Regions from separate parts of the Homo sapiens genome. Here region 1 is linked to region 2. A link is a contact called in ENCODE Hi-C or POLR2A ChIA-PET data. All regions are on one chromosome and are shown on one strand. Each heading gives the region's core, a stretch centred on a gene start or an enhancer-like site at or near the end of the contact. The rest is flanking DNA. Distances are from core to core; before and after follow the strand shown.

Region 1 (5,151 bases), core at 589-3,088, 400 kb before region 2:
TTGACAGAAGGGATAAGTACTGGTTCATATAAATACAATTTTATCTCCATCTGTATCTGTATCAGCCATTTATTTCTGCTTGATAAATTATCCCAAAGCTTAGTAATGTCTACCTTACTCACATATCTGCAATTTTGATAGTACTCCATGAAAATAGCTTAACTCTGTTCTGTGAAATGAGCCCATGTGCCTCGATTTGGGTGCAGAGGATTCACTTTCAAGATGCTTTACTCATGGCTGGCAGTTTGGTGTTAGAAGTGCGACTAGAGTTGTGTGTCAGGACCTTAGTTTCTCTTAATGTGAGTTCCTCTACAGGCTCCTAGGGCTTTCTTACAGCATGGTGGATGAGTTCCAAGGCCAAGTATCACAAGAGAGAAAGGTAGAAATGCCAGCATTGTTATGACTTAGTTTTAGAACTTACACAGAGTGTCCTTTCTACTATACACTGTTGATTGAGGTCCACCTGGGCTCAAAGACAGGGGGTTAGTCTCCACCTTTGTTGTTGGGGTTGTAGTAAGGCTCCAGACAAGTTTGTGGGCAAGAGACACTGTCGTGACCATCTGTGTACAGTACAGCCTGCCATTATATTGTATTTTATTGCATTGTATCACATTTTACTACATCATATTTTAATGTTTTATGTTGTATTTGTTTCCATTTGTGGAGGACTTAATATCTGCCAGACATGTATATTCTGTATTAAAGTTGACTTAATTCTCACAACAACCCTGTGATGACGTGGTCCTTCTCATTTTCACCAACGAGAAAACCAAGTTATAAAGATGGTAAGTAACTTGCCTAAGGTCAAACCAGCTCATAAGTGGCAGAGTTCAGGTTCAAAACCAGGCAATCTAGTTCTGGATCCCATACTTTTCACCACTCTGCCAGATTATTTCTATGTTGTTATCTGTTTTTATGTCTTAAATAATATTTATGCCATGCTGTTACTAATCACCATTTCCATCCCTGTCTCTGTATCTCAGTTAGAGAAAGTGGGTAGATAAGGACTGGATATCAGACTGGATAGGGAGGAAACACATGCAGGAGTATCATTACCTTTGAGAGAGGTGGGTCTGAGCTTGTCCCTAAGTGCTCCTGGACCAGTTCTAGGAGATCTCAAGAAAAGAAGCAACGTAACATTTCACTAGTTCCATACAGAGTTTATATTGGCCTTAATGATTTTGCCTTTAATTTAATAAGACATATGGGAGTCTACGGAATCTAGGGAAGGCAGCTGAGTAAGTAACGATATTTTTAAAAAAATTGGAAATAGGGGCCAATATTTGAAGACTAATGAAATTCAGGGGCATCTATTCTCGTTCCACAAAAGTTTAGCTATCTGGTATTCCATCTGGTGATCTATTCAATCAATTAACTCTTCCATATTGGGATGTTTGTCAGAGTCCAGCTTACAAATTGAGGAAATCCACAGTCACTTGTGAGCTAGTTTGTATCAGTTATTAAAATTTACTTATTTATTGTAAACTTCATCAAACCAACAATTGTTAAGCCCCTACTGAATGCAGGACACTGCAGATTACAATCAAGGGGAACACAGTTTATACCCTTTCTCACACCACAAGGGACTTCTACTGTAAGAAAAAGATGTGTAAAGCCATAACGACAAGAATATGTGATAAATATGATAATGAATCTATGAACAAGGCTGTATGGATGCCTAGCGGAAGGTGCTCCAATATTCTCCTGGAGAGGTCAGAGGGGGCTTTTCAGAGCATTTAAGCATATATATTACAGGAACTGGAAATGTTCAGCCCAGTTGGAGCTTAGAAAATGTAGGGCAAGTGATAAGCCTGGAAAGGAAGGCACGTAGATATGTTTCTGCAAATGCATTCCCTCCTTCTGTCTTCCTGTCTGCCTTATATACACAATGATGACTCAGTACCAGGAATCTCAGGAAACAAACAACACACATGCACAATATAAATTCCTCTACAATCCCTCTATTTATCCTCAGTGCAAAACCTCAATTAACTAATAGCTCATCTGAAAACTGTCAGGGCTAGAAAGTCCCATAACCCCTCAGGATAAAATCACACCAACCGTAAGTTACTTAGGCTCTCCAAGGTCAGCCTCCTTTTATCTAGCTTCCCTCTTTTTATAAAGCTGCGGGCCTGTCTCTAACAGGATCATGTGGTAACATTCATGATTTGCAAGAGCTTTACTGCTACAAAGCACATTTGCAATACACTGTCTCTTTTTTTTACTTGGCATTTGCGATTTAATTGTTAACCCACCTGATATATAGTGAAATTGTGGCCCAGAAATGTGAAATGACTGCTCTTAATTTTTACAAAAATAAAACAAAATAATCTAATCCTTAAAGTCGTGTCTTCTTTTGCAAAATCCTAGTACATTTTTAGTACATCAGTTGTGTTCCGTAGCTGGGGACTCTGTTCAAGTGAACCTTAATAAGAAGTGTGATGTATAAAATGGCAGAGTTTGAGGTGTTCTGACTGAAATAAGGAGTCTGGGCTCTGGAGCGTGGCTGAGCATCTTCTTGCTCACTCCAGAAACGGCCCTGAGGCTTCTTCATGTCTAGTGTTGTGAAAACCACTCAACTGCAGTGTGCTTATTACCTATGTCTAACCTTGGAGCACTCAGAAAAGACCTAATGCTTATTTTACTGTCTGAAGTGGGAAGACAGCCATTGTTAACGTGGGATCTCCCCTAGCATTCTCCTTCTGATCCTAGCGTAAATTCCTGTGGATCAAAGCCCAGCCCCTGAGACTGTAACAGAGAGAATAAAAGAACAAGAAGATGGTGAAGGCGATATGGTGTGGTAGATGGAGCATGTGAATTCTCCTAGTTCTGCTTCTAACTCACTTTTTGATTTTTAGCAGGCAAGCTATTTCACTTCTCTTGTGCCACGGTTTCCATTCATAAACTAGGGAACTGGACTTCTTGTCTCCTCACCGTCTGATTAAAAACATTCCGTGGTGATTCCTTTTCTTGGTAAGACACATAGCTTAGTCCACCTCAGGTCCCAAAAGGAGGATCAACCTTAGTGTTTTACGCTCTCTAATATGACCTCTTGCGGTCGATGTTTTAGAGGTATCTATCATATTGCATGGATTGAGGGAGTTTGACCTGTTGAGCTGGGCGAGTTATCACCATGCAGCACTTCAGGTGCTTACTCTCTTTTTATCCATGCATTGGTTCATTGGATTCAAACATTTCATTAGACTTCCTGCCTTCTTTTGGGGGGATATTTTGAATTTGGGGATAATAAGTTTAGAAATCTTTGGGATGAAGAAGAGGAAAGAGAAGGCAGAAAAGGAGGGCCATGACTATAACATTTATCAGCAACTGTGCCTCTTCCAGAAGAATCAGGATGGACTGGATTTGAATATAAAAAGTAGGAAGAGAGGCAAGGCAGAAACTGGGAGAGGCCGCAGATGGTAGTGATTGCAGATCCTTTATAAAATGCTGCATGTTTCAACTTTCCTCTGCCCAACACTATCAAGTGAGATGGATCCTTGGAGGTCTTTGGGTCCAGTCCTCAAGGAATCAAAATTACATCTAGGTAGTAGGAATAGGTTCTAGTGTTCTATACCACGTGGGATAACTATAGTTAGCAATAATGTGTGATGTAGTTTCAAATAACTAGAAGGCAGATAGTTAATGTTTTCAACACAAAGGAAATGATAAATATTTGAGATGATGAATGTGCTAATTACCCTGATTTGATCAATATACATTATATGTATGGAATTTCACTGTGTACCACATGAATAGGTATAATTATTTTTAATTTAAAAAAAGCAGTTTCTCATGTAAGCTGGATGTTGCTGGATAGTTTAACAGAAGTCTGTATAGCCTTGTTGTATTTTAATCATTTTATCTTTTTTTTTGGCCTGGAAAATATTAAGTTAGAATGGCTGTGCTGGAATACATCATCCCCACCTGTATATTAAAGCTCTGTGTTATTTAAAAATTTGTCTAAGAAACCTATAAATTGATGGAGCCTCACTGTGGTGGTTCTACTTCTCTATTTTGTGTGTTTGTTTGTTTGTTTGTTTTTTGGTCTGGTGCCATTGAGCCACTGTCTATAGGAATAAAAGGATGTTAGCATGACTGATAGTTCAGTGACCTGTAAGTAGCGATTTTAAAGAAAAATTTTATAGGTCTTTGTTAGTTCCAAATCTGACTACCTGTTAATTCTGCTTTATAGTCATGCTCTGACTTTACCATGAAGGCTGTAGCATTGTGCTTTATCTCCTTGTCTCCAGAGTACAAGATCTTGGTAAGAGAAAAGAGTGATAAACCCAAAAAATACAAACTCAGTTTACCTGAGACTGAGTAGCACAGAGGTCTCCACTACCACTCATTTCCCTCTTCACATGGCAATGGAACTTTTCATTAAAAATAAATTGTATTTACTCATGTATATTCTTATGCTAAACTGATACCCTTTTTCACAATGGATAAAACAACAATAAATGTTTGCAGCCTCGCACATCAATTCTCGAACCCTGTTCTGCAATTTCTGGCAATAAAAGGCCTTGCTTAGTGTGCATTAAAATCTTGGTTCTAAAGTCAGTGTCTACTTTCATAGAAAGTATAGTTTGTGACCTCTGTTACTATATTTTCACCAGCAATTTGCACACTTGTCATGAGGCTTTCTCTTTGTATGGGTCTTAGATAATGCAGTATCTTGACATGGTACTTCTATGGTAAGACAAAGAGGATGCTGTTTTTGTATTAATGCGACCAAAATATTTCAAAGCCAATCTTACAGAATCCCCCTATTGGACATCCCCCATAAATTTTTTAATGGAACAAAACCCCTCTGTGAGAAATAACAATTTGTATACGATTTCAAAGGCATAATTCAAACTATAGCTGAATAAGAAAAATAATACAGGATCTAACAAGGCAACACTTAATGAAAAATCAAGGGCCAGGTGCAGTGGCTCGTGCCTGTAATCCCAGCACTTTGGGAGGCCGAGGCGGGTGGATCACAAGGTCAGGAGATCGAGACCATCCTGGCTAACATGGTGAAACCCCGTCTCTACTAAAAATACAAAAATTTAGTTGGGTGTGGTGGCATGTACCTGTAGTCACAGCTGCTGGGGAGGCTGAGGCAGGAGAATCGCTTGAACCTGAGAGGCGGAGGTTGCGGTGAGCCGA
Region 2 (5,202 bases), core at 1,133-3,632:
TGTCTTCCTCCTCTCCCTCTTCCACTTCTTTCTGAGAGCAGGCTTTGAGGTAGGTTCATGAATACATGGCCTGGGTCCAGGGGATTTGCATTCAAGCCGCTTGCAGCTCTGTTACTTGCTATGTGACCTTGGGTGAGTCACTCATTTCTCTGCTTTTAAATTCCCTTCTTCTCCATTGTTCACCACAATAACACCTTCCTGACATACATCACAAAACAGTGAGGCCAAATGAGAAAGTCTTTCCCTGACCGCCTTGTCTTTCACCCCTCTGAAAGCCCTGAGGTCCAAAGTGCCTCTGGCCTTGTGTGTACTCCTGGAAAATAGGAATACAAGTGGTCTCACCAGAAAGATTCAAACGTTTGAATGTTTTCAAGGGGATAGCCCCTAAAATCCACCCTCTTCAAGTTTTCTAGCCCTGTGAGGTTGCCAAACAGACACTTCCCCCTAATGCTCCAACCCACTTCTCCAGTGGCTAGAGAGAGAAAGTGACCGGTACAGAAACCAGAAGAGGTTGTGCAGTTCCTCAAATGAGACTCCCTTCCTTGTTGGAGGGAAGACAGTCAGCCTGGTAAGACTAGCAGCAGCCCACGAGATGTGGGTCTGAGCAGTCTCAACAAAAGTCCAGGATGAGGAGAATGGAGATTTGTGCAGCCATGCTGATAAGAGGAGGAAAGCTCGCTCCTGGTGCTCTCTAGGAAATTAGAACCAAGCCCAGCCTGGCATCAGCACCCTTCCTGCCTCATCTCTCGTTGGTCTTACCACTCCTTCCATGGCAGCCACATCAGATGGGTTCTGGCTGGTCGCGGTGCTCCATGGACGCCTCCTGCTTTCCTGCCACTTGGGCCTTGGCTGAGATGTCTTAAAAAATTTTTTAAACTCATCAGAATTTGATGGCCTCTATTTGGCCTATCTCTGCCACACATTCAAATCTTTCACATCCCTCAAAACCCAGCTTCAATGCCATCTCCTCTATTTAGATGTCACTTCTTTCTCTTTCAGTCTCAGTACACCCAGCCAGCCTTGGGTTATGCCATTTTTGTGCTTGCTAGATCCCTCTTATGCCATAGAGATTTCTCTGTGGATACAAACTCTGCTGTTGATCTCAATACTGATGGCTAAGGTATATCATAATACATCATAAATACATCCTGGTTTGCCATCTCAGTTTATGACTTTGTCTTGGTATAATATAAAATGTACCTTATGGCTAAGGTACATCATAAGGTACATCATAATACATCCTGATTTGCCATCTCAGTTTATGACTCTGTCTTGGTATAATTAGTTATTAATAGGTCCCTCCTTCACCTTGAAGTTTTTGGGTTTGGATGATAAATTATACAGTCACCTTACTGAGGGTCTCTATCCAAGTACATGGTACATTAGCAGGGGCTCAGTAAATGTGGCAAAGTACCTTAAAGGGCATTTAAAGGATCTTTTATACCCAGGTCACTGGGGCTCTCAGCCCTACCCTTTTCACTCCTTTTCTGGAGGCAGGCTACCATTTGTTCCTCTTCTCTCAAGGACTGCAGAATGACCTATGACCACTTTCTTTTTGACAAGCCTTTCCAGGATTTCAAAATGCTCTGACCCAACAAGAGAAATCACTTACCACAATCCTACCCCTTCTTCTCAGCCCCTAAACAGTAGAACAGCCACTGGATATTGGAAATAGGTATCAGACACTAGAGAAGGTCAGAACACAGCTGGTGCGATATATCATTTCCAGCCTCAACTGGACTTTTGGCCTTGCCCAATTTCTTTTTTTGTTTGTTTGTTTGTTTGTTTTTGTTTTTGAGATAGAGTCTTGCTCTGTCACCCAGGCTGGAGTGCAGTGGCATGACCTCGGCTCACTGCAACCTCTGCCTCCTGGGTTCAAGTGATTCCCCTGCCTCAGCCTCCCGAGTAGCTGGTACAGGTGCCCACCACCATGCTTGGCTAATTTTTGTATTTTTAGTAGAGATGGGGTTTCACCATGTTGGCCAGGCTGGTCTCGAACTCCTGACCTCAGGTGATCTGCCTGCCTCAACCTCCCAAAGTGCTGGGATTATAGGCATGAGCCACTGCGCCCAGCCAGACTTGCCCAATTTCTTTGACAGTCCAAGTTTTCAGAATTGCCTCTATTTACACAGTTGCCTTAGGAGAGGATCACAACTTGGAAAGCTTGAAGCTTCTTTATTATAAACTATGTAGTTAACATTCTAGGTTCTGTTCAGAGGTCAGAAAAGATAAGGTCTCTTGTGCTTTTTCATCATAATAAAAAACTTACTCAAAAGTCAGCCTGTTGGGGTGAGTGTTTGTTGACTTTTTAAACAAGATATCAAGCATTTGGAAGTAACAGAGGCAATACGCCCAGCCGTGTGAATGGAGCTCTAGCTTCAGCATCAGGAAGCCTGGGTCGACGTCTCCTCCTCTGACTCATTGCTTGCTGAAACATGAATCATATGCCCTTTCTCAGCACTGGGTCTCACTTCCTTCATCTCCCCTATAAAATGGGCGTATTTGCCATTCCTACCACACAGGAGGGGGCTGAGGCTTTCAGAGTCCTTGCTAATTACACACAAAAATATTATTAAAAGTAAAAATAAGCCATAGTGTGATTTTGACGCTCTGAAGAGGCACACGTGGAGGGTATGCGAAGCCATTTTATGACCTTGCTTCGTTTCTGGACATCCCAGTTCACTGAGAACAGGCTCTCAGAACGTGGGAATGGGCAGGAGAATCCATGTTGAGATGGAGATGCGAATGAGTCTGGTCTGTTTACGTGGGAGCAGGAGACCTTTGAGGAGATCACTCGCCAGCAATCAAGAAGAAGAACATGGAGACTGGGATGGAAACCCAAATAAGGCTATTCTGTGGAGGGCTCTGATGCCAAGGCTGGGGTGTTTGGACTCCCTTGAGGGTTATGGGAGATCAGTGGAGGTGACTGAGCAGGAGCATGGCACGACCCACAGTGTGTTTCAGTGAGACACTGTTTCATGGAGGGGCAGAAATGGGAGCTGGGGTCTGTCACCTTGTAAGCAAATGGCAGCTCCCCTCTGTCTGAGCTTCAGTTTCTCATCTGTTAAATAGATGGGTTAAACAGCAAATTGGTCTAATATGCTGTGATTCTATACTAAAGAACATGAGGAAACAGCTTGTCATATTGACGTGTGTGTGTGGAGGGTGTGTGTGTGTTTGGGTCAGGGGAAGAGGTGGGAATGCGGTAACTGCTTTGTTAGACACAAAGCCAAGTCCAGAGACCTTGTTCTTTAGGGAGGAAGCCTGAGCAGCCTCACGATCTCTAGCAGGTCTGAAGAACTTTCTGGGTATCTTTCTTTAGGCCACAGCACAGCACATCTGCACTTTAGGGCCTGGCCAGCGACCTCTGTCTAGACGTGTCTGCTGTCTACTTCCTAGTTCAGCTGAGAGAGCTAATATTTGAAAAGACTGGCCAGGCGCAGTGGCTCACGGCTGTAATCCCAGCACTTTGGGAGGCCGAGGCTGGCGGATCACCTGAAGTCAGTAGTTTGAGATCAGCCTGGCCAACATGGCGAAACCCTGAATCTACTAAAAATACAAAAATGAGCTGGGCGTAGTGGCAGGCACCTGTAATCCCAGCTACTTGGGAGGCTGAGGCAGGAGAGTTGCTTGAACTCGGGAGGCGGAGGTTGCAGTGAGCCGAGATCATGCCCTTGCACTCCAGCCTGGGTGACAAGAGCGAAACTCTGTCTCAAAAACAAAACAAGACAAAACAAAACGAAAGACTGCATAGGGGTTCTTGCAAACTAGCTATTTCTCAAGATATTTCAAATCTGTCTGTATCTTCCTATTAAATTTTCAGGAAGTTTTATATCAATGAGGACTACATGGCTTGGAGGCCCCAGAACTCTATCTTCAAAGTACAACTTGATAGTACACCTCCGACACTTACCAAGGTTTGCTGTAACATTGGTACATAGAAGAGCCTTTATTATAATGGTGTTATAAAGATAGCATCTGTTAAGTTGCTTTATATAAAGTTTCAGATGGAAAATTCATCAGTGAACTTATATAGTAAAAAAAAAATCATTAAAAATTTGGGTGGATCTACTTAGGTTTAAGTATAACTGCATTTGTGCTCCTGTTTTATAGTTGGGTTTAAAAATACTTGTGATTTTTATTATAAGCTTCCTCATATATCTTTTCAAGTAGGTTTATGTAAATAAGTAAGTAAGTAAATAAATAAATAAAGGTTCACTTGGACCCAAGTTAGTGCACGAAATGAAGAAATAAATCCACTTACGAATGGTGAACTGACTGAAGCCCTCCTAAGATGTTAGTTCAGGCAAAAGATCCAAATTTCAGAGCATCACAAGAGACAGCAGATTCCACTGAAACTATTACCTTACTGCTCCTATATATGAGGTGAAGTTTTGTGTGAGAAGGATCAAAGAGATTGTGATCATCTCTAAGCAGTGCAAAAATCTAGTGATGAGCAGGAGGAGAAAATCTAAATAGTTCTGGTAGAGATATAGGGATTAGTAAGTGAGGAGGTTATATGCTGGAGGTTACATTTAGCCTATAAAAACACCATAATCCAGGTTTATTCTACCAATTACTGTGTGGCCTTGAGATCTACATTTTAGCATTTACTAAATGATAGGGAAGAGCAGTTGAGCTCTTAAGCTTCTTCTAGTGCTCGCTTTCTATTTGCCCCAAAGTCAGTCTACACTGAGTGACTGATCAAACTCCACTTCCACCTTGGATTCCATAAACCAGCTAAGAAATAGATACTCTCTTCCTCACCCTTAGCCCCACACCACACCCCCACTGCTCATGACTGGAGGGCATATGTCGATTGGAGGGAAGGATGCGACTGGAAGTCTCTGAGAAGAGCTCTTCTCTTCCCTCAGGGACATGTCTATTCACTGAAGAATGACATAATAAATGGTCAGCTACCTTTAACCTGCCTTCCATGGATTCCCTGAGGAAAAATTAAATTACTGTTCTAATATGCTACAAACGCACAGACTCAAAATGTAAAATATGAAATGAATCTGACAGGTTATGTGGTTTAGCTCCCACACTTGATGGACAGAGAAACTGAGGCTTGAAGAGACGCACCCAAGGAACCTGGCCAAAGACACAGAGACAAGAAGTCTTGGAGCTAGGGCTACAGCCCAGATCTCCACTGCTCCTTGGTGCTCTTTGTTTTTTTTTTTTTTTTTTTTGCTACAAGTT

Evidence for each region. Hi-C counts contacts between places; a loop is a spot of excess contacts on that map. ChIA-PET counts read pairs that join two places held with the same protein, here RNA polymerase II (POLR2A). Pooled maps may share reads with other maps.
Region 1: a loop to region 2 is called in a map of endothelial cell of umbilical vein, with 5 times the contacts of the local background. The contact joins two enhancer-like sites. A Hi-C loop is called at or near these places in 5 of 168 maps with a recorded cell type or tissue (IMR-90, MCF 10A, PC-3 and 2 more) and 1 of 50 pooled maps. POLR2A ChIA-PET finds 5 or more read pairs at or near these places in 3 of 52 experiments (A549, IMR-90 and MCF 10A).

The regions. Positions count from the first base shown.
Region 1 is chr3:188,545,378-188,550,528 of GRCh38, forward strand. All of the region lies in intron 6 of LPP (LIM domain containing preferred translocation partner in lipoma), which reads left to right. Among named protein-coding and RNA genes, the nearest start is that of LPP-AS1, 21 kb to the right of the region's middle. Within about 2 kb of position 1,839, at least 3 of the 41 ENCODE cell types and tissues checked have a DNase peak (open chromatin) inside an H3K27ac peak, as active enhancers do.
Region 2 is chr3:188,948,654-188,953,855 of GRCh38, forward strand. No RefSeq gene overlaps it. Among named protein-coding and RNA genes, the nearest start is that of TPRG1-AS1, 3.6 kb to the left of the region's middle. Within about 2 kb of position 2,383, at least 27 of the 41 ENCODE cell types and tissues checked have a DNase peak (open chromatin) inside an H3K27ac peak, as active enhancers do.